Regions from separate parts of the Homo sapiens genome. Here all the other regions are linked to region 3. A link is a loop called in an ENCODE intact Hi-C map of the cell type or tissue named here. Cell type or tissue: A673. All regions are shown on one strand.

What was found. Peaks named below come from ENCODE experiments on the same cell type or tissue, not always from the same donor. Only the 100,000 strongest peaks of a DNase experiment are listed, where the experiment ranks them.
Region 1: it touches region 3 in a loop (10-fold over the local background); 4 of 110 quality-filtered maps call a loop at or near these places.
Region 2: a loop joins it to region 3, with 3 times the contacts of the local background. A loop is called at or near these places in 54 of 110 quality-filtered maps.

What each region holds. Positions count from the first base shown.
Region 1 is chrX:68,194,000-68,201,999 of GRCh38, forward strand. It overlaps OPHN1 (oligophrenin 1), which reads right to left. Exons shown (of 25, transcript NM_002547.3): 11 at 7,620-7,711; 12 at 3,187-3,265; 13 at 466-499. Among named protein-coding and RNA genes, the nearest start is that of OPHN1, 240 kb to the right of the region's middle. In A673, a CTCF peak has its summit at 3,118 (motif pointing right); a DNase peak (open chromatin) is centred at 3,152.
Region 2 is chrX:69,090,703-69,098,702 of GRCh38, forward strand. It overlaps LOC124905196 (a long non-coding RNA gene), which reads right to left and starts at 5,767. Exons shown (of 2, transcript XR_007068261.1): 1 at 5,626-5,767; 2 at 5,183-5,499. RefSeq lists an enhancer at 3,981-4,481. In A673, a CTCF peak has its summit at 3,442 (motif pointing right); a DNase peak (open chromatin) is centred at 3,449.
Region 3 is chrX:69,218,483-69,226,482 of GRCh38, forward strand. No RefSeq gene overlaps it. Among named protein-coding and RNA genes, the nearest start is that of LINC00269, 43 kb to the left of the region's middle. RefSeq lists an enhancer at 3,874-4,645. In A673, a CTCF peak has its summit at 3,829 (motif pointing left); a DNase peak (open chromatin) is centred at 3,809; H3K27ac peaks cover 854 bases.

The DNA.
Region 1 (8,000 bases), 1.0 Mb before region 3:
ACCTATTAAACATTTAATGACCATGCAAAGGGACTGCATTGAGAGAGCTAAGGGTTTTTAGTTGCTCATTTCTAGTCACCCTTAAATGGAAAGAGTCATTTTTTCAGGGGAGGTTTAACATTTTAACTCTTATAACACAAAATACTTATATTTAGCCCTTTGAATTGTCTGCTTTCAGCATGAGCAAAGTCATATGTGAAATGTTAGCCTAAAAATACAATTTCTATCATGCTTCCAGAACAGGAAGGATATGTTTCTCTACCCACGATGTAAGCTAACACCAAGTGTCTACCTTAGTTCAATTACCAGACACATTTAAAAAATATATGGCTGAATTTTATTTCACACAAAGGCATCCATATTCAGACTTGCGTTAGTAGTACACATCATTAATGATGGTATTTACTATGAATCGGACAGCTGGCAGTTTATAATGCTAGTAGACCAAAAACTTAAGTGACTCACTTTCTTGCTGTTTTGTTATAGGGCTGTGGTAGATCTACAAAAGAAGATAAACAGAAAGATCCATGGCTATTGTCAATCAATATAGGAAAACAGAGAACATAATATTAAATATCTTTCCCCAGATAGGCATTAAAAATGATTAGAAACTCCAGGATGTTAAAAAGATAGCCAAGTGGGCTAAACATAATTGCTTTGCCAAGATTGCTAGAAAATACTTGAACAGGCCAGGCGTGGTGGCTCATGCCTGTAATCCCAGCAATTTGGGAGGCCAAGGCAGGCAGATCACTTGAGGTCAGGAGTTTAAGACCAGCCTGGCAAACATCATGAAACCCCATCTCTACAAAAATCCAAAAATTAGCCAGGCATGGTGGCGTGCACCTGTAATCCCAGCTGTTTGGGAGGTTGAGTCAGGAGAATCTCTTGAACCCAGGAGGTGGAGGCTGCAGTGAGCTGAGATCACACCACTGCACTCCAACCTGGGCAACAGAGCGAGACTCTGTCAAAAAAAAAAGAAAGAAAGAAAGAGAGAGAGAGAAAGAAAGGAAGGAAGGAAGGAAGGAAGGAAGGAAGGAAGGAAGGAAGGAAGGAAGGAAGGAAGGAAGAAAGAAAGAAAATACTTGAACAATCCCTGAAAATTACACTGAATTTCACACAGTTCACCATAGCTACAGTTTTAGCTAATCCATCTTAGATATTTACTTATGTAACACCTGGGGCATTTTTATGATAAAGCAAGAGACCAGGAAAGTGTTTTCCTCATGGCTATGTACCTGTCTAATGGGCATTATAAAATTTAAATGTTCCTAACACCAATCTCCCACCCTCAAAGACTGGTTGATGAATACTTCTCTGTGGAAAGGCAAATGTCCATCTGAAAGAGATCCATGAATACACCAAGATTTGTCTGTGTTGTCTTGGAGTATGTGCTGTGATAGCTATGTGAGAGACCAGAAAGAAGACTGTTGACTCTTGAAGTCTAGTCCTGGCTCTACCTCTACCTCTTAGGAAATTTTGGGCATGCCCTTTCCATTCTCCAGATCTCAAAATTTATATCAGTAAAGTGATCAGGGTTGGAGTAGACATTCCTTCAAGCCCTGATCTTCTTTGACAGTTTAGGCAAAGGCATGGATGAGATTTGTAAGACTAGTGAACTGGAGTGTTTAGTAAAGGAGCAACAACATTAGTAATGTGAGGTTGCAGGAAATGAGCCCTCTATATGCCATCTGTTAAGAGTCTGTTTGAACAGCCTCTCCTTAAAATAAGTTCTGCATATGTGTGTATGCCCACAGATATTTCAGTGGGAGATATTTTTGTGCCAGCCAGCCTTTTCTGCTACTTTTCTAAACAAGGGATTTGTGGAAAAATCTGCCATGATCAAGTTGGTATGGATCCACATTCAGTGGGCCCATGTGCTCACATCATTCTCCACAGAAAGCCATCTGCATCCTTTGATTCTTGAAAACCTAAAGGGAGAGCAAACTTGGGAGAGGGAATTGAAAGATAAATGCCTTGCTGAGCTTCCCAGCATCTGCCTACAGAAATGTCACAAGCATGAAAGAGTTCAGCAGCAGGTTTCTGGAAGGTGACAGAAGGAAGACAGTGCTGGAATATTTTCTGGATGGCAGTCTTCAGAATACCAAGTCTCTCCTGCTACCTTCCAGTTTACTATAAGTGCAATCTGGGATCTAGTTACCCCTCTAAATTCTCCAGGATACTGAGGACACATAGAAAGAAAAACCTAGAATGCATTTTCCCTCCTAGCCAGTTTTTCACTTGAATACAGCAAAGAAATAAGACTGTATCTGAACACTGCTGGATCTTAGGAGTTTTGTATCCCATCATTCAGATCGGCTAGCACATTGTGGTTTACAAGATGACTTCCATCTGTTTTTTCTAAGCAACCCTGTGAGATAGGTAGAAAGAAATTATTAAAGCCCTTTTACTGAGGAGAAGAAAACTGAATCTCAGAGAGGTGAAATGATTTGCCCAGAGTCACATAGCCATTTAATGGCAGAACTAGTACCTATATCCAAGCTTTTGGAATTCCAACACCAGGAAGCTGATATTATTTAATATGCCACTAAGAAACCAGAATGTTTTTCAATTATTTCCAACTGTTTCTATTGGTCGCTTGATGATAATCAGTAACCCTTTCAAGGGATTGCTTGTCCTCCTGCATAACCGTGTTCTAAATGGAACGGTACATCTTGTGATACAGGATGGCAATGCCATCTCCGCTACCAGCTGTACCCTCAAAGAGAATAAGCTGAGTTGGTGGTATAAGGGTGAGGCAGAAAAATCATTCTGAATAAATGTTTAATAAGTGCTTATTTATAACTATGGCAATTATTTTTCATATTAACACATATTAATTAATTAACACATATTGATTTTATAACCTGAAAAATGGCTTCATTCTTTCTGAAGAAAAGCTCATGGGCATAGCTACATAGTCTAACACTAGAGCAGGGAGCTGAGAGATCTGCATTCTAAGCCCGGTTTTGGTGTCTTCTCTGAGGGTGGTCTCAGAAAAGTCCCTCAACCTTTCTGGAACTCCAGTTGCCTTACCTGCTAAGAGATGTGGAAACAATTCCTTACAGCTCTAAAACTGAGACTAAACAATCCATTACCATTTAATTGTCTGAGACCCACTGATACCACTAGAGGGCACTCATACACTGGCATATGCTGGGGAGGTTTCCCCAGTGTCAGGTAACTTACAGGTTCTTTCCCATCCATGGCTTCCATCCATAGCCTTCTGTTAGCTTCTGAAAGGGCCTGCAGAGTGATGGTTCCTGGCCTGAGGGGGAAAAAAATGGTAAGTATAAAGCAGAAAATTCAACTGAGAGAATGGAGTCTTGTGATCTAGGGTCCCTCTCTGCCCTGGAGTTTGTCACACTGAACAAGCATAGGCTTACAGAATACTAATTTTTCAAAATCTCTTTTACTCAAGAAAACAATAGGCAATTTACAGAACAGTAACTTTGGGAACCATGGAGGCGGGGGTGGTATCTTGGTGGCCTTGTGCCCAGATCCTGCAAGAAATAGGAAGGTAACTGTCAAGACGCCTCCATAATGCACACTTAAATTGGCCCCATTGTGCTTGAACCAAACAAAGGCTCTCACTGCCTTACTCTGTTGGAAGCCAGCCACTTTGTCTGAGCTCTAGGAATGAGCATGAACATCAGAGGCACATTATCTCTCAGTAAAATGGCTTTGCTTCTTCCAGCACCTGCGATGTCCAAGAAACATTTTGAGTTGCAATAAATTCAACAACATGAGTACTGGCTAAGACACAGGGAGGAGGCGTTTTGGCTAATAAGCAATTTTATGACTAATAAAAACAACTAATATTTACTGAATGCTTACTAGGTGACAAATTTTGTTCCAAGTAAACTATGTATATTAACTCAGTTAATATATATAATAAGGCAGTTACAGTAATCATCTCTATTTCACAGAAGGGGAAACTGAGGCACAGAGTAATTATCCAAGGTCATATAGCAGGGAACTACTAGAGACAGGAATTAAATCCAGAAAGTCTGGTCCAGCAGCCATATTCTTCATTACTACAATATAAGGCCTCTTCTGCCTGGCACACGGCTTCGAACCCTGTTTTATTCTATTTATTTGCAGGCTACCTGCTGTGGTCTGAATATTCCCCAAAATTCATAGGTTGAAAGTTAACTACCAATGTGATGATATTAAGAAATGGGACCTTTAGGAGGTGAGTTAGTCATAAGGGTAGAACCTCATGAATGGGATTAGGGCCCTTTTACAAAAACTTGAAAGAGTAGGTTCATTCCCTTCCATCTCTTCTGACATATGAGGACACGGTGTTGGTGCTCTCTGGAGGGCACTGCAACAAGATGCCATCTTGGAAACAGAGACCAGGCCCTCACCAGACACTGAAACTGCTTGGACTTCCAGCTTCTAGAAATGTGACAAATGAATTTCTGTTGTTTATACATTACTGAGTCTCAGGTATTTTGTCATAACATCACAAATGGACTAAGACACTACTAACTACCCAGAGATATCCCAAGCTGTTATGCTCTTTATGGTCTTTTTAGATCTTTGTGACTCATCTGGAATTTTGAGATTAACCATACTTTATGCAAGGTATAAAGTCTCCTTGCATTCTCCTGGCTTGCTGAGCCATTAGGAAAACATTGTTCCTTCCACAAATTCTGTGATAAGATGAGACCTCTCCTAGAGTCATAGAATGATAAAAGCAATGCCAAGAGAGTTCAGCCACCCTGGATAAGTAACTAGGCCTTTCTAGACCTCAGTTTCTTTATCTGAAAGGGTTCTGGAACACAGGAGCTGGGAGGTCCTTTCCATTACTGATATCACAGGAATCCTGTTCTACCTGCTGGAATCATGGGGTTCCTGTCCTACCTTCTCTTACTTCATTAAAGCACCTCTTAATGACAGTCTTGTGGTTACTGGCAACAATATATACTTCCACAGCCATCTTGAATGGGGTCATCCATTGTTAACACAAAAATGATACAGATTCACAAACCAAAATTCAAATAACATCACCTCCCTCATGTGACTGTGGTGACGACTAAAGGAAATTATACGCTTAAATGGCTGATAACAGTGCCTGTCACAAAGGAGGTACTTGGCAAATGTTAGCAATTGTTTTTATTATTATTACAATTATTGTTGTTGCTGTTATTAAAACATTTCAAGCTCTGCCTTGCTATGAGCCTGTCATTTTAAATACTGCTAAGAGCCTAAATTTAGAACCAGGTGCAGTGACTCACACCTGTAATATGAGCACTTTGGGAGGCTGGCACAGGAGAATCACTGCAAGCCAGGAGTTGAAGACCAGCCTGGGCAACATAGCAAGGTCCCATAGCTATAAAAAATAAAAAATTAGCCAGATATGGTGGTGCACACCTGTCAGTCCCAGCTACTCAGGAGGCTCACGCAAGAGGATCACTTGAACCTGTGCCACTGCAAACCAACCTGGGCAACAGAGTAAGACCCTCTCTCTAAAAAATTAAAAGTTAAAAAAATAAAAAATCTTATCCTCTCTTCCTGACATAGAAAAAGTGGCTCCAAGAGCCCTTTGCTCTGTGCTCCAGGGAATGTGAGTACAGCTGCCTGATGCCTGCTAGGAAGCCTGACTCTGTTCCTTATATCAGACTGACTAGCCAGAAAAGCAGATGTCATGTCACTCAAAAGACTCCACATGCAGAGAGGGGCCTCAGCACCTGTTCATTATTATATTTAACGCTCTACTTTGCAGCTTGTTTCTTCTGCTTATAATAGACAATATAAAAAATTAAAAACAGCATGGAGCCAGGCATAGTGGCTCACGCCTATAATCCCAGCACTCTGGGAGGCCGAGGCAGGTGGATGTCTTGAGGCCAGGAGTTCAAGTCAAGCCTGGCCAACATGGTGAAACCCCATTTCTATTAAAAATACAAAAATTAGCTGGACATGGTGGCACACGCCTGTAGTCCCAGCTACTCAGGAGGCTGAGGCAGGAGACTCGTTTGAGCCCAGGAGGTAGAGGTTGTGCAACACTGCACTCCAGCCTGGGCAAGAGAGAGAGACACCATCTCAAAACAAACAAAAAGAAACCAGCATGGGCTTTGGAGACCTACAGACCAGGGTTTGAGCTCAGCCTCACCATTTCCTATGTGACTTTAGTTGGGCAAGTCAGTTAAATATATGTGGGTCTCAGTTTCCTCACTGGTAAAATGGGGGGGGTGTAGATTAAATGAGGGAATGTTTTGTAAAGTGCACAGTATATGATAACTAAAAGTGTAGATGCATCAAAACTTTAATCCCTGGGTTCTAGTGTCGAAAATTCTTCAGCATTCTAGGATAAGAAAAAAACACTTAAAAATAAACATCAAATTTAGTACTTATCATGAGCCATGCATAGCACCAGGTACAAGAAACATAAATTCATCCTAGCCCCTAACCACGGGGACAAACTGTTTGCAACTGCTTGAGTTGGGGATATTATTTGCAAAAAAGGGAAGCCACAGCCAACAATAATTTTCCCCTTCCTACTGGAACTGAGGCTATCAGGAAAATGAGTGACAGTCTCATGGTTACTGGCAACAATACGTACTTTCAGAGCCACCTCAATTGGGATCATCCATTTTTAACAAAGAAATGATATAAATTCACAAATCGAAATTGTGAGGGTCAAATAATAATCTCTCAATTTTGAAATAATGAAACAAGCTAAGTCCTTTATTCCCCAATTTTTTTAAAAATGCCCTCATCATTTAGTCTGATTGTTATGATCCCAGTCACTGCTAGTTTTGTTCACATGATATTGTAATTCACCCTTCAAGTTCCTTTCTAGCAATCTGATCATTTTGCAAAATTCTATTCTATTACTAAGTATCTAACATCTAGAAATAAAAGGTTGAGATAAAATCTAGAAACAGATTTATTCTGTTTATTTTGGTACAACCACCCAACTATAAAGCATGTCTTTCTCCACAATAATGCCAAATGCATTCATTTGAAATTTTAATGGTTAAAATTCTCCTCTGATAAAACTGCTCAGGTTCAAGTAAAAAAAGAGGGCACTGGGGAGAAACAAACACAACGAAGTCCAAAATGTGCAAGCCTTAGCTGTAAGATCTGAAAGGTGATAATCACACTATTTCCAGTTCATTGAGTATCTGTAAAGTAGGGAAGGTCTGCATCATTTTTGCACCAAATGGGGGGAAATGACTTTCTAATAACACCACGACCCTCCACCCCATCTTCCCTCCCTCAAAAATGTGTGCCAATTCATTTGTTCTTTTATGTGATATTAGGAGATTTAACAAAGAATGAGCTTTGTTATCCTTTCCTTCTTGCAAGATCACCAAATGTTGACCTTTTGCACATCTGATAGCAAATTAAATCCCAGGAGAGACTTTTTCTTCCCAGAGCAAGTGAGGCAAAGCTGATAGAAGCTTGCACAGAGAAAAGCAGCACTGGGCCAGGTCTAGCAGGGATCCCTGGGAAGGGCAGCCAGAAGAGCTGGCTTGAATAGACTCACAACAAAGTCCTGAATAGACTTACTCATTGTCATCAACGTGGGATGACGGAGGAAAATAAAAGACCTACCCAGGCTAAGCATCTGGCACGTGGGGACATTGCCAATTCACAGCGGCACAGCTTACCTTTCATTAGTTTCTATGTCAAAACAGAACCTCTTGTCGATAGACTCCGTCTTCCTTCTCACACAGTACTTCAGTGTTAAGTCCAAGGGCCCCTGATATGAAACAAGAATTAACAGGCAATTTTTAAAAAAAGACACAGAAGCTGTTTCTGCTTCCTACAGTGTCTTCAGTGTCACTTGGAAGGCGTCTGGTCAAGGCAGCAGGAGCAATGTGTAGACTCACTGAGAATCTTGTCCCTTCAAACAGTATTTGCAGCAAGATGGCAGATGGTTTCTCCCCGCTCCAAGAATCAATGGCTGAGACCAGGAGAAATTGTTCAGAGTCATCCAGCACTCTTTCCCAAGACGGAAGACTTAATAGGAAGCTCAATACATATCATGT
Region 2 (8,000 bases), 130 kb before region 3:
AGTTGGACCCTCTCATCTGTGTTCTTTCCTTGTCCCCTTCACATGCCCATGCCTGCACACCAATGTCCTCTTGTCACAGAAAGAGGTCCAGTTCATCCGTACTTGCTTTGCAGCAGCTAGTCATAGAGCTTCAGATCCTGCTCAGTCTTCAAATGGTGAAACTTTGTGCTGACCTGTGTGCAGCTTGTGATCTACTCTGGCCTGAGGCTCCATCTCAGCTCTATTTCCCTAAAATTGTATTATTCTAAAGCTAAAGGCAGAGTGAAGAAGAAAAGTGTACACCAAGGACAGAGCACTTGGAAGAGCGAGGGAATGCCTTGTGTGTCTCAAGTTATCCAACCAACTGAGCACTGATTGTGTGTCAACCACTGGTAGCCAGTTTCACACACCTTCTCTTGTTTGAATACTCACAACAACCCTTTGGGCAAGCAACAATCTTGGCCTTTTTATAGATGAGAGACTGAGGCACAGACAGAAGAAGTAACTTGCCTAAGACCACACAATGAGAAAGTAGCACGGTATTTTTCCCATACCCACTCCTACACCTCAGCCTGGCCTATTCCCAAGGGAAGAAAGGTGATTTCTGCAAGAAGAGGTTCCCCCTGTCCCAAAGACCTCGGGCCCAGAAAAAGCGCCATGAGCACAGAGAACCTATATGGCAGAGGTCAGGACTACAGTCCTCAGTCAGATTTTGCCTTATCCCTGCTGCCTGGAGCTCACCCTTGCACTGGCTCTGGGGGATTGCCTGTCTCTCTCCCCATCTGTCTTTCTCATCCTTCCCCACTCTGGTTCTCAGCAGTGAATTTGTGTGAAACCTGGACTGAATTACCACCCATTACCCAACCTGCCTCATTCCAAATCCCTGGCATTAATGCAATCAATGGAGGGGAAGCAGGCTCCCTTCAGCCGCCTGTCTGGCCCGCCCTGCACTGGCTTCTTGGTGCTGCTAAAGCCCTGCGCCCCAACCCCTTCTCCTCCTTGCACGTGTACAGGCCCCACACACCATTCACACATGTTCCTTGTAGAAACTGAGCAGGTCCTCTACCCACGGAAAAGGCTCTTCTGAAAACTCAACTGAATGAAGATATATACGTGCATATTTATTATTTCAATGAACGTTTATGGGGCACCAACTCTGTGCCAAGCACTGTTTCAAGGCACTGGAGATACAGCAGTGAACAGCCCAAAGTCCTTGTTTTCATGAACTTTAGCATTTAGCCTGGGGAAGGGGTGAACAATAAACAAGTAACCATAAGTTAACAAGTTAATCCCAGATTGTGACAGGAGCTATGAAGAAAATAAACCAGGCTTATGTAATTATGATGTTAGAGGGGGCTATTTTAGATTGAGTGATCACGGAAGGCCTCAGTGAGGAGGTAATGCTTGGGTCGAGACCCAGTTGACAAGAAAAAGTCAGCTATGTGGGAATCTGGGGGAAGGGTTTGAGGAAGAAACAGCAGAAAGCATAAAGGCACTGAGGTGGAAATGAACGTGATGGGGAAAAGGGGTAAAAGCTGAAGTTGGAGAGACAGAAAGGGACCATATCACATAAAGCCTTATAAGTCAGGATAAAGACTCTGAGTTTTACTCTATGTGTGATGAGAAGCCATTAAAGGGCTTTAAACATGTTAAAGAGTGTGATTGAATTTGTGTTTTAAGATCACTCTGGCTGCTACAAGGGGTATGGATTATTGAGGGGCAAGAGTAGAAGCAGGGAAATGTATTGCACCAGTCCAGGTGAGAGATGATGGTGGCCTGGCCTAGGCTGGTGGCCAGAGAGAAGTGGATATCAAATGGGTAATTAGCTACAACAGACTTCAGTAGAGGTGTCAGGCTCTTCCTGATTACCTCCAATGGATGATTCCTCCATATATCCACTCGAATTGTCTAGTTAGGCATCTCAAATATACTCTGGCTACAAAAGAATACTTGATTCCCCATCACCACCACCACCAAACCAGGCGGTTAGATATACAAGCATGGAGTTTAGGGCAAAGATCAAGATGGAAGATACAAATCTGGGGGAGTCATTGGCATATAGATGGTATTTAAAGCCATGGGGCTTGACGAGATCATTTATAGAGAAAATATAGGTAGAGGAGATGAGAACATCTAACACTAAGATCCAACATTTAGAGGAAGAGCCTGCAAAAAAACAGAGAAGGAACAATCAGAGAAATAGTAGGAAAGCCTGAAACTAGGAAAGCCTGGCTCCAGGAGGGAGTGGTCAACTATAGCCAATGTTTCTGAGAGGTCCAGAAAGGCAAGGCAGATCGTTGGGGTTGGCAATGTTGGGTCATTGGTGATCTTTGACAAGAGCAATTTCAGTGAGGATGGAAGTCCTCTAGGGTAGCTAGAGGTGAGAATGGGCTGTGAGGAAGCAGACACATTGAGTGTAGAAATCTGGTGTGAGAGGTCCCACTGTGAAGGAAAGCAGAGTGATGAGGCAGAAGCTGGAGGAGTGCATGGGTGAGGAAAAAGTAGCAGGGCAGTGGATTCGAGGCCTAAGTGAGGACGGAGCCTTGGTAGGTAAGGGTACTAGAGGGAATAAGAATAATAGAGTGTAGGATCAAAAAGTGAGATGATTGAAATCAAGATTCTTAAACTGATGTCATTAATCATGATGGCAAGGTCAAGGGTATGGCCAAGAGAATCAGTGACTCAGATGGGATGAAGGGCCAGATCCTTGGAGGTGTGAGGTACTCCAGGAAGAGAAAAGCCAGAGTGGTAGGTCTATGTTAATGAAGAAGTTGCAGGATGTGGGGGTAGAGAGGAGACAGTCAGCCACCTACTAACATCTTCAGTGAATGGAGGGCAGCGACAAATACAGTCAAAAGATGGCAGCCTTCAGGAGGGGTGGGAGATGAGGCAGTCTTTGGAAGAGCCATTGTTTTAGAAGGAGGAAGGAAAACAAGTGGTCTAGAAGCAGCCATGGGAAACAAGGAGGACATCTACCCCATCTCCCTGCCCAGAGGTATGTGGGGTGTGAGAGAAAAATATAGCCCCCAAAATATAACAGGAGAGTTGTGACCTTGGTGTATAGAAATAAAGGAAACGGTTATAAGAGGTTGAGCATATGGGGAAGGGGCAACAGTTGCTGCCAGTAGACCATGGGTCCCAGAAGGCAGAGTGGAAGGGTTTGAGGAGCTTGGAAGGAATGTAAGATGAGGCCCAAAGTAGGGACTGTACACGGCAATGGAGGGATTGGAGTTTGGGGGGTGATGGAAGACCAGGAGGCCTGGCTTCTGTGGTGAGCAAGGCAAAGAGGGATATGAGTCCTAATGAGATATAGCAGGATTCCGTCAAGAAAATGGGCTCATCAGGTCAAGCCAGCAGACACGGGGAAGCTGAAAGACTGCCTGCCTGCTACTGGCTGGTGGTGCTGAGGCGGAGGGTGAGCTAAGACCTGTAACGAGGGGAAGCTCTGTAGGTCTCCCATATAACCTGCAGGGGGCAGTGTCTCTGTTGAGAGAGAAGACAATTTCAAACAAGCAAAGCATGGAAACAAACTTCCAAGCAGCCACTCATGACTGCATACCCTCAGATACACACTTGTATGCACACAGAGACCCTAGCCCAACCCCCCACGAAGCATGAACTTGTGGACAAAATCATATGTACATAAGCAGGCATGTACACTTTTGCATGTACCAACGTACACACACCATGCATACAGGCCCAACACACCATGCACAGCCATATTACCCCATACCATCACATACACACATGCAAGCACACACCCACGCACACGCACATGCATGCAGAGGCAACCGAGAGTGGGTTTTCTTAAGTCTTGCCAAGCCACAGACATCAGAAAATCAAGCTGAAGTTGAACAATCCAACCCAGAAAAGGGGGAGGAGATGAAGGGCGTGAGAATGAGGTGTGTGTTGCGGTAGTCCGGAAGCGGGGAGCAAGGGAGCCAAGTGCTGAGTTAAAAAAAAAAAAAAACTAGACCGTTTGGAAAAGGGAAAGCCTTCAGACAGAGCAGGAATGCAGGCTGTAATTAGAATCGCTTCAACCGTCTCTAGATTGGGAGAGGATAGGCAAACTGGTTACACATGCGGCATGGTGAGCCCCAGCCCAGATAATACTGGCAAAGCATGTGCACATGGGAGCATGCAAGCGCTGTGGAAAATGCACTTAACCGAACCACATTGGGCCCTGGGGAAGCCAATGTGAGGTAGCCCCCTTCACTTGCCCCTGCAGCCACTTTCCTTCAGGCTGGACCTCTCACCAGACTCAGGGCCACCACCACAAACATGTGTATGTCCCCAACAGGGTAGGACTTGCCAAAGGCCACAGAGTGGGCCTAGGGAGTGATGTGGTGATGTAGGCACTGGACTGGAAGACAGTATCTCCGAGTTTGAGTCCCAGGTAAGCCACTGACAGGCTGCCTGACTGGGGCCACATTCCTCCCCTGCTTTGGGCCTCTGTAGCCTGAAGGGAGATCTTGGGGTCCTTCCAATCTGGCCCTGAGTATTCATCCAGGACTATTGGTTCTGAGCAGCTGGAAGGAGGCAAATGAAAGAGATTTGTGGGGTGCCTGCAAGATGAGGAGCTGGGCTGGGAGGGATGTGAGTGTCTCTGGCTCCCCTGGCCCTGGGCAGAGGTTGCACTGAGGGAGAAACTTCACACGCTGGTGTGCTGTGGGCCCCAGGGACTGAAGCAGGCCTAGGAAAGAGGGCCAGGCGGCCACAAACAGAATCCTTCCTATTCCCTCTGGCCCTCCCCTTCCCTTCTTCTCACCTTTCTCCACCAGGCTTTCTGGGAGGCCTCAGGGCCAGCTGCTATCATCACTAAAAATAGCCTAGGCAGCTTTGGGTGTGAAGGAGCCCATCTTACTTGCAGGGTCCCAGAGGCCTGGCAGGTGGCAGTTGGTATCTATGGCCCCTCCAAGCCTGAGAGATCAGATTATCCTTTTCAAGGAGAAATCTTGCAAGCCCCAGTTCCAGCCAAAAGCTTAGGTTGCCCATGCACTGCCCTCTTTGTTCTTTGTTTCCCAATATCCCAGCGACTCCAACTTAGAGCCTCACACAGTGGGTAGCCTGGATCCTGGTGCTCAGAGAACTATAATAATAACAATGATAATAATAATAGTTAACACTTATTGAACACTACTGTGTGTCAGGCACTTTGCCAAATGCTTTGCATGTATTCACTCATGACTCTTCACAACAACTCTTTGAGGTAGGTCCTATATCCCCATTTTATAGGTGAACAAACTGAGGCACAGACAGATTAAGTACATTACCCATGGTTACACAGCTAGTAAGCGGTAGAATGAGGATGCTTTTTCTTCTCTTAATTCCTTCAGGGAGAGGAAGATTCTGATAATGATAATAGTAATAGTTAATATTTATTCATCTTCACGGGCACTGGGCAGCTGAAAGATCCTCAAAGCTAAAGGGATGAAGGGTTAAATCCTTGGTTTGCTCCTCAGTAGCTGTGTGACTCTGAGCAAATGCCTTCACCTTTCATAGCTTCTTGAGTTTCCTCATCTGTAAAATAGAAATAATCACAATAGCTGGCTCTCAGAGTGGCGAGAGGATTGTAGGAGATGATGTGTGAGGAAGTACTTAGCACAGAGGAGCTCACATCACCCTCTTTCCCCTTCTGAAAGATACCTGGGGCTTTTTTGTCTCATTCTCTCCAGTGGCCGGGTGGAGACCACCTGAAGTCCTGAGCCCAAGCTGTTCTTTCCACGTGGCACTAAAGGCACAGTACCCAGGGCCTCCGGGCTTTTCAGGGGCCTATGAAAACATGTGAGCCCCAAGAAAATTTATTGGCTCTAAAATATGAAAAGAAAACAGCAGAATTGGAATTAATAAATGTTCTATTATACGTCTACAAAATGTAATATAATACCAACCTCATTAATTGTTAAATTTAGTATTCCTAAAAATTTCATTACATTTGAAAACAATTTGTTGGTTAGATTTCCTCACTTTGCAAGAATTCCCAAGTATGCACAGTGATTACAAAGAAATCAGAGCCAATTGGGAATGAAACGAGTTACTCATAGGCAAATAATTTCGAAAGCGGAATTATAAAATCCTTTGAAATATTTTATGGCAAAAATTACATTTAATATGGGATGTGGGAGCATTTTCATATATATGACACGCTGTGGGGTGAAGCCTCTAAAAGTGAGAGTGCCTAGGGCCTGCCCCAAGACAGAGGGAACAAGAGTCCCTTTGTGAGGCACACTGGGATGGGGGGAAGCGTCCATGCGCCATGGTGGGCGCCCACCGCTCTGGTTGTTCCCCTCATCTCCTAAAAAAACAAACAAACAAAAAAACCAAAAAACAAACAAACAAACAAAACACCAACCAAAAAAACCACCCTGGCCACATGCGTATAAGCGCTGGCAGAATGGCCCTTTCGGAGCAGCCCTTTCATGTACTGCCCTCGGCTCTTATCAAAGGCCCTTTCAAGAAACAGGCATGCCTGTGTGCCTTTCATAATCGGGAAGAGAAATAAACATTATCTGATGAAAATCGAGAAGAAAACAGCCATGTGTTAACGGTGTCTGTTGGGTTGTCAAGCCATTGCCCAGGACATTGACCACTGGGCTGCTCAGTGCCCCTCAGGCAAGGGCCCACATGAGGTGTTTCTCTCCCAATTTAGCACCAGCATAAACTTGGGGTCCCTTGAGTACCTGTCAGTTTCTTCCTCTCTGATAACGAAAGCGGCAGAATGCTCTGCTTCTGGCTGGCTCACAATGGGAGGCCGCCTCTGCGCAGGCAGGGAGTGAGAAGCACACAGGCCACCACTTACTTCTACGTGACCTGGGCCAGGTCCTTTCCCGCTGAGCCTCATGTGCAACATGGGGTTAAGTCACAGGGTTAGCGTGAGGATGCACTGAGATAATGAATGTCAAGTGGAAAGAACGGGCCTCCGTACTGTTAAGAACGCCAGGTTGGGAGCGGATTTGCTCTCAACTGCTGGGACTTGATGACTCAGGCCTCCCACCCCAAGATGCCTACCTGCTCTGCAGGATCTCTGACATCCCAGCTCTGTGACCAACACATGCCAGCAACTTGATGAGGTCAAGCCTCTCCCTTGTCAAATCTGCATGCCCACGGATCACCGATGAGCCTGGGAAGATTCCACCATGGCTTCCAGCTCTCTGGGAGCTAAGATGACTCATTCTCACCTAGGCTTGAAGTCCCCTCTCTCGCTAGTTAACCTTTTCCTGGTTTCTGTCCTCTCCTCCTTACCTCTTCAATGCGAAAACACAGTGAGGATACAGTTCCGCTAAGAGCTCTTTGTCCTACTTACTGCTGTGGCCAATGCAGGGACGAAGGAGCCCGAGCAAGAGGCTGGTGGCATAATGCCAGCTCATCAATGGCAGACAGCATTGGGGCTAATCCACCATCTGCAGCTGGGCCACCCACTTTCCAGGCCAAACACCTTGCTACCAGCTCAGAAAATGCTCCACCCACTCTTTTGAATGCCATCTCTCCACTGCCCCATCCTCTCTCCCTCAACCCATCCCCCACCTCCTCCTGTCCCCCACATGACACTAGCCTTCCCTCCTCTGTGCTTTTACCACACTTTGTATGTGCCTCCATTGTGGTCCTTAGCAGCTCTTAGCTCCTTGGAACAGCACTTCTGGGCTCTCGCCTCTGCATCCCTCAGACCACCTCAAGAACAGAGCTTGTGTAGTTTCATCTCTGCATCTTTGGTGCCCTGCACAGGGCTTGCCATGAGGTGTATCCACCAAAGGAATGGAGTTCAGCATAGGTGAAGGAAACAGGGAGAGAAGTAAGAGTGACTCTGTCCTCTTGGGTGAGTTCTTCCAACTCTGGGCCTGGACTCAGAAGATCTGGGCTCAAGTCCTTGACCATTTTTAGTTGTGTGGCCTTAGACAAATCACTTCCCTTTCCTTTGAGCCTCACTTTTAAGACCAGACAAATGAGGATCCCAGTCTCTCCCCTGCCTCCTGCATGGGCTGTTGTGGAGATCAAATAAGCAAATGATTGAGGAAGTATGTTAG
Region 3 (8,000 bases):
AGGTGGGAAAAGCCAAGAGAAGGCTCTGGGGGAGATGGTCTCTGACCTCATACATCTAAAGAGCTGCCACTGGGTAGAGAGGGCAGACTAGGGTCTGGTGGCCCCAGGGTACAGAGCTGTGATCCACAGGTGGCAGCCACACAGAGGTAGTACTCAGCTCAATCCAGGGAAGGACTTGATAGTCATCAGGGCTTTTCACAGAGGGATGGAGTAAGAGAGGCAAGAGAGGCTGGCTGACCTCCTGGTGGTGGAGTGGGAGGGCCCAGGATTGCATGGAAATGAGACTAGACAGCTTCAGAGCCTAAGAGAGGAGCTGATTCTGTGATTCCCTGTGTACTGGGTGACACATCTTTCCAGCCCAAAGGAGAGAATCCTGCGTTACTTTACATAGCCAAGCTTTCTAACAAGGCTTTTACATAAGAATGTTTCTATGTTTCTAATCTGAAGAATTTGCATGTATCTATGTTGTAATCTCTATGACTATGTAACTATCTATCTATGCATTTATAAATTTCCATAGCTCTGTATCTCTATATCTATCTATATATCTAAATGCCTCTATATCTAAGTAACTATAGGTCTATTTATGCATCTCTTTGCTCTATGTCTATCTATTCTCTATGCATCTCTCTCTCCACTTCTGAACGATCTCCAGGATGGAGATCCTGGAGGTTTAGAGCCCCCTGCTTCCTCAGCTGCCTCTGTCCATGGCCATTGCCCACCTTCATGCCAGTTGTTCAAGGCCTGCCCTCCTGGCCTCCTTTCCCACAGGACAGTGGCCGTCCCGGGCTTGGGCCAAGGGGTTACTAGGAGGATCCTGGCCAAAGTCCGGAAAGCCATCCTTGCAAGCCAGAAGCAGCTGCTCTGCCTGCATTTGGGGGTTAGGAAGACAGGAGAAGCAGGAAGAGAATTCTGGGGAAGTGTCGGGGAGGGGAAGTGTGGGGGAGGGGAGGGTGGGAGACAGGGAATGTAGGAGCAACCGAGCACTTGTTAATTTTTATTATGGGAGGCAGAACATCCAGATTAGTGGCCCGGTGTTGTCATGTACTTGCTGTGTGATCTAGGACAAAGTCCTGTCCTTCGCTGTGCTTTAGTGTTTCTGTCCACACCATGAACATCTTTAAGGATCCTTCTGGAGCTGCTGTCCTGGAGTTTGGTGACAGGGCAACGGTCATCAAACTTTTAAAATCATGAACTCTTATCACTAAAGCATTTTGAGCACACCAACTCAACATATTCACAGAAATTTGTTTATACACAATAGTGATTAAGAACACAGACTTTGGGCCTGGCCTGTGTGAGTTTGCATGCTGGCTTTTTGCTTGGGCAGGTGATTCCATCTCTTTCCACATGCTATGGAAAGTGGAGCTGGTAATACTACTTACGGCCATAAGGTGTTGTGAGGATCTTGTGAGTTAATGCATGTGGTGTCTGGGACACAGTAAGTGTACATGTGTTGCTATTATTATACATGCATTACTTTACTAATTGATTAGGTATATCACAAATGACATGCTGAACGTCAAAACTGTTAAAAGGTGAGGTAAAAATAAATAAAACATATATTGTGATATTTTTCTCTCATTCCCCAAATGGGTTGCCTGGTACAGTTGGAGTTGGAGGTGACTGTTGTAGAGTTTGGTTGGGACCTCTTCTCTCGCCTTCTGACTGACTCTACTAGAGGAGCTTGAGTTTGACAGTGGGCCCCCAGGAGCTGACTGGGATGCCCCTCACTACACAACCACTCCTGGGGCTGCTGCATCTTTCCAGGAGTCCCAAAGGGAGCCCTACTTCCCTAGACCCCAAGGGCCAGCGCCATCCCAGGGACCCTCCCACACAGGCCCCCAGGCTCTGCGGCCCACACATCAGGCCTCTGATTTTTCCACAGACCAGAGCCTGGTGTCCAGGTGGAGTCCCTTCTTCTTTCCCTCAGCATAGCCGGCCTCACAGGGTAGGACACCAACCTCTGAACCACAGATGAGCAAGCCAAGCCCAGGGCTAACAGTTGGCATGAATCACTATTTATCAAATTCATAATAAGAGCTCACCACTAGTCGGGCGCGGTGACTCACGCCTGTAATCCCAGCACTTTGGGAGGCCGAGGCAGGTGGATCACAAGGTCAGGAGATCGAGACCATCCTGGCTAACATGGTGAAACCCCGTCTCCACTAAAAATACAAAAAATTAGCCGGGCGAGGTGGCAGGCACCTGTAGTCCCAGCTACTCGGGAGGCTGAGGCAGGAGAATGGTGTGAACCCCGGGAAGTGGAGCTTGCAGTGAGCCAAGATCGCTCCACTGCACTCCAGCCTGGGCGACAGAGCGAGACTCCATTTCAAAAAAAAAAAAAAAAAAAAAGAAAGAAAAAGAAAAAAGAAAAAGAAAGAAAAGAGCTCACCACTGGCCGGGTGCGGTGGCTCACAATTGTAATCCCAGCACTTTGGGGGGCCAAGGCAGGTGTATCGCTTGAGGTCAGGGGTTCAAGACCAGGTTGGCCAACATGGTGAAACCCTGTCTCTACTAAAAATACAAAAATTAACCGGGCGTGGTGGCAGGCACCTGTAATCCCAGTTACTTGGGAGGCTGAGGCAGGAGAATCGCCTGAACCCGGGAGGCGGAGGTTGCAGTGAGCTGAGATCGCGCCACTGCACTCCAGCCTGGGTGACAGATCAAGACTCTGTCTCAAAAAAACAAAAACAAAAACAAACAAACAAACCCTCACCATTACTGAGCGCTTTGTTAGGCACTTTCTTAAGCACTTTACCTGCGCTGTCCCAAGTGTCTCGTGAGGCAGGTGCTCTTATTCCAATGTGACTGATGCTGGAGAGCACATGGTGAATAAGCCAGGGAGCCCGAAAAGACTTCCAGCAGTGTGACTGGAGAGCAGCCTCTTAACCACCTTTTGATGCAGAATGAACGAATGAGGGAACGGGTTCTCGGGCCCCCTCCACACTATTCCAAGTCACCTGCTGTTGCCTTCCTTAAGTCGGGGCTTATCCAGACCCCTCAGCTTCCCCGCTTTTTTTTCTCCCGGTCTCCAGGTCAGCAGGTCCAAGGCTCTTCCGGCGCCCCCTCCCCGTGCCGGCAGGGCCCCCTACCTCCTCGGAGCCCCGCCCCTCCGCGGCCGACCCGCAGGTAATCCCCACCCCCATCCTGCCCCCAGAGCTGCAGCCCCTTCCAATTAGCCCAGGCTCGGAGCTTCTAGGCTGGGACCGGCTTCTCCCCTCCCGCCCCTCCCCCACCTGGCTCCCACGTGGGGAGCCCGGCTCCCAGGCCTCGGCGGCCCCATTCACAGCGCCCTCCTCCATTGTCCTCGCACTGTCACTCACGCATGGTATTAGCATTTCTAAAGCCCCCTTCTCCGCGTCGCCGCTGTGGCCCAGCCAAAAAGGGGCTCACTTTGAAACGTAAGTTTTGGGAAGGGGTGCTTCCTAGGCTGCTCAAAAGCTTATCTTTGGGTCCTTTAACTCCGGGCCTCAGTGTGTTCGCCGATGAAATGGGGAGAATTGTTCTCCCTCATCTCTAGGCTCAAAACACCTGGAGCTTCTCAGCTCCAAGAGTGGTTGAGAAACAGGGCGGCCCCCAGGGGCCCCAATCAACTGCCTGTCCCTTCCTCTGGGTTTCCTGAGCCCTGCCAGTCTGGACCCTCCATTTCCCACCCACGTGCCAGGGGACACATGGAGTTTTGTCAAAACTGGTTTTCCCTGCCCTAACCCAGGCGCCTTTGTTAAGGGCCTGGCAGGATGGGGCATGAATGGGGGTGACTTCTTTGCCCTGGCATCTGAAACCCGCCTAAACACTTGGATGGAGAGACAGCGCCACCCAGTGGCTGCCTGGGCTCTATGCCAATGTTCCCTGGGGTGGGTCCTCGCATACCTAGCTTCTGGGCTGGTAACGGAGGAGTCTCACCAGAGAAACCCTTTTCACTTGTGGAATTTCATTTACATTCGTTTAGCTGCTTCAGACCCCAAGCTAAATAAAGAGCTGGTGGTTAGAGTCCCAGCCGGCTCAGCTCAACCTCACACCCCACCCCACCCCTCTCATCCCTTGACCACCCTCACCACCCCTGCCCTGAGGCTCAGTCCATGGGGCTGGCGATGGCTCTTGCTCTAGGCTTTTCACCTCCCTGGGCCTCACTTTTCTCCATCTGGAAAATGGTAGAATATTCCCCAGCCACCCCCTCCTCCTGGTGGGCTGGGGAAATGGGCACTAGCTCGGGAGTTCCCTTTTTGTGGGGTGAAGGGGGGTGTGGGTATGAGGGCCAGGCAGTCCTCCAAGTCAGTTGGCCACCTGGACCCTGAGAATAGGCTCTGGCCCCATCCGTACACCACTGCCTGGAGACCCATCAGCTGCTGACCAGCCCCTCTGAATACCAGGAAAATAGGACCACCCCTCCCCCATGCCTGCTTTCTTTCTTTAGTTCCTACCCCCTGCTTCTAGCCTCTTCCTGCTTCCTACCCCCAACCCTGCCTGTTCAGCCGTATGCTACAGGCTGTGGGCATTTCTCTTCAAGCCTCAGAGTGAGCAAAATGAGGCAGGTGACCTCTGTCTCCAGTTAAAGTCCCCTCCATATCCAGTTCCCTTCTGGAGCCCCTTTTGAACCTGCTCTGGCCGAAGCAAGTGTAGGGACCAAGGCAAAATTTCAACTTCACCCTTGGAAGTTTCGCTGAAAAATCAACTCACAGAAGGCAGATTAATCAGAGAAAAGGCATACAAATGTATTAACATGTGCACAGGGAGAATCACGGAGTGATTACCCACGCCCGCAGTGGGGGGCAGAAGCTTAGATACCATCTTGAGGTTACACAAAGAATGGGGACTTGGATCGTGGCAAACAGGTTATGGGAAGGGGGAGAAGAGGAATTCTGCTGAGGGGCAATAAATGATTACCAATGAGAATGACTGAATTGGGGAACACAGATTAACGTGTAAACAGTTCTCTTTGGAATTTAAACGACCCTGAGAGACACGTTATTCTGTGAAAAGAAACCAAACATTTTTGGTTTTCTTTTCTGCAATAGATAATAAGATAACAGGGAAGGAAAAAAAATTGTTCCCCTTGGAGGGTCTGTCCGTGGGGACAACGTACCCCACGTTGTAGTGGGGGGGGAAACATCCAGTGCCTGTTGATGTCTAGAGAACTTTAATTCAAAATACTCCTTATACCAGGGAGCCATATTTTGGGGTGAAATTCCTTGTGCTCCTTCACAGGCAATGAGGAGAGAGGGAACCAACAGTCGGCCCCAGAAGTCTGGAGTACCCAGCCTACATCCTCCCGAAGCTCCTGGCCTTCTCTGGTGGAGTCTCCCTCTGCGTAGGAGAGGGCAAAAGGGCTCCAAGCTCCCTCTGGCTTGGGGAGACAGAGGAGGTGGACTGGGCCTAGAGCTTCTTTTGTCTGAAATCTGCTTAGGCCTCCAGAAATACTGGACTGATGGAGAGAGTAGGAGAGAGGAGGAGGCTCGGTGGGGGAGGAGGAAGCAGAAGATGCTCAGCTCTCTGATGAAGCGTCACCTCTAAGCAGGCTCCAACCCAGACTTTTCCCCAATCCAGCAGGAGGTAGCAGCGAAAAAGAGCTGAGAGCAGGCCCAGCAACATGGATCTGCAGCATCAAGGGTAGGGCCCTGCTGGTCTTCAGCCCCTCTAGCTCTGCTCTGAAAAAAATCAGAGGCCCTGGGACACCTAGGTGTGGGTGTGGGGTATTTAAGGGGAGGCCCCCCATCCCAAAACAGCTCTATTCAGTCTGTCATTTTTATTAGAGTTCCAAATAAGATTTTACCTAGAGAAAATATGCCACCAAAAAATAAAATTTAACAAACCCTGATTTAACCCATCCCTACATTTTACAAAGGGAGAAACTAAGGCCTAAAAAGGTAAATTAAGGTGGTCCTGGCATCCAGCATAAGGCATTGCACCCACGAACTCCTCAATCAACACTTGTAGGAGGAGCAATTGAATGCCATGAAATTTTCAGATAAATTTAAAGCATAACTGAATTCACTTTCAATGTATATATGAACACACCACAAGACCTGCCACCTTCTCAAGCTCTCTAAGTAAGTTATCATACAAGCAACAACAAAGAAACTTAAGAATTTGCTCAAATGTTGGGAATTACCTAAAATCGGAGTGAACTCTCTTAATTGAGGTGTAAGCAAAGGGATCATTTCTAAAATTGCCTAATTGTCCTTGCCTGCTGTCCAAGCCAGGATGTGTATATATATATATATATATTCGTGTGTAAATTTTGGCTAATTTTCATCATGGGTTTAACATTAGCTTGGCTGATGTTTGACATGAAGAAGCCAAAAAGGAAAAGCTTTCTCTTGCTTTGAGGTTGAAATGTGAAAGATGTAATCCTGAACACAAAGACATATTCACACCCCAAAAGGGTGGTTTGGTACATGGGGCTCCTCATTGTCACTGAACCGAGGCAAGGGTTCCAGTACTCCAGTTCCTTTCTCAGCCCTCCATGGATCATCATGCACCACAGAATAACTTGTGGATGCACACTGGCATGATTTTTTCATCATCCTCATGTAGATTATCCCCAGGAGGGGTTTAATTCTGGGCTACTTTCTCTAACCAACTGTTGATGGACTATCAGGAAAGTAATGTAATGTTAGGAGGGGCTTGAGTAGGACTTAATGATCAAGAGAAGCCATCTACCAAAATGGGATCGTGCATACAAAAAGCAAAGAGAAATAGTTGGTGGGCTAGGCCCTGGTTTGACTTATCCATGCTGCTGATTTGCTCCACCCTCACAGCCCACTTCCCTATACCCCCAGTATGGCTAAGTAGAAAGAGCTTTCTGCCACTGACTCTCACTAAACATGACTTCATGCAAGCCACTTTTTTCTCTGAGCCTCAGTTTCTTCATCTGCAAAAAGGGGGTTGAAAGTGAGCTATAGATCAAGAAAAGTGAACAAATAATCCACAGAATGGGTGAAAATATTTGCCAATCATATATCTAATAAGGGTTTAGTGTTCAGAATGTATAAAGGACTCTTACAACCCAAGAATAAAAAGACAACCCAAATTTTTTTAAATGCACAAGAGAAATTTGGACAAATAATTTCTCCAAAGAAGATATGCAAATTTCCATTAGCACACGAGAAGATGCTCAACATCATAGTCATTAAGGAAATGCAAATCAAAACCACAATGAGGTACCACATCACACCCACTACCACGGCTAGGATAAATTTTTTTTAACTCAGAAAATAACAAGTGTGTGTAAGGATGTAGAGAAATGGGAACCCTCCTGCATTGCTGGTGGAAATATAAAAATGATACAGCCACTGTGGAAAATAATCTGTCATTTCCTCAAAATATTAAACATAGAATGACAACACGGCCCAGCAATTTCACTTCTAGGTATATACCCAAGAGAAATGAAAGCACAAGTTCATGCTAAAACTTGTACATGAAGGTTCACAGCAGCATTGTTCATAATACTCAAAAGGTGGAAATGACCCAAAAGGCCAGCAACTGGTTAATGAATAGACAAAATGCTGTATATCCATACAATGGAATACCACTCAGCATTAAAAAGGAATGAAGTACTGATCTAGGCTATAACATGGATGAACCTTGAAAACACTATGCTAACTGAAAGAAGCCAGATACAAAAGGGCACGTATTTTATTATTCCATTTATATGAAGTGTCCAGAATAGGCAAATCCATTGAGACAGAAAACAGATCAGTGGTTGATATGGGTTGGGGGAAAAGGGGGATGGAGAGTGACTGCTAATGGATATGGGGTTTCTTTTTAGGGTGATGAAATGCTCTGGAATTAGATAGTAATAATGCTTGCACATACTAAAATCCTGGAATTGTACACTTTAAAAGGGTGAATTTTATAGTATGTGAATTATATCTCAATCTTTTTTAGAAAGAGTGAACTGTAGCAGTAATTTACAAATTTGGCAGAATCGCAACTACTCCAGAACTACCCCTCCTCCTGGGGATTCTGGGCCTGTAAGTCTGTATCTTTAACATGCC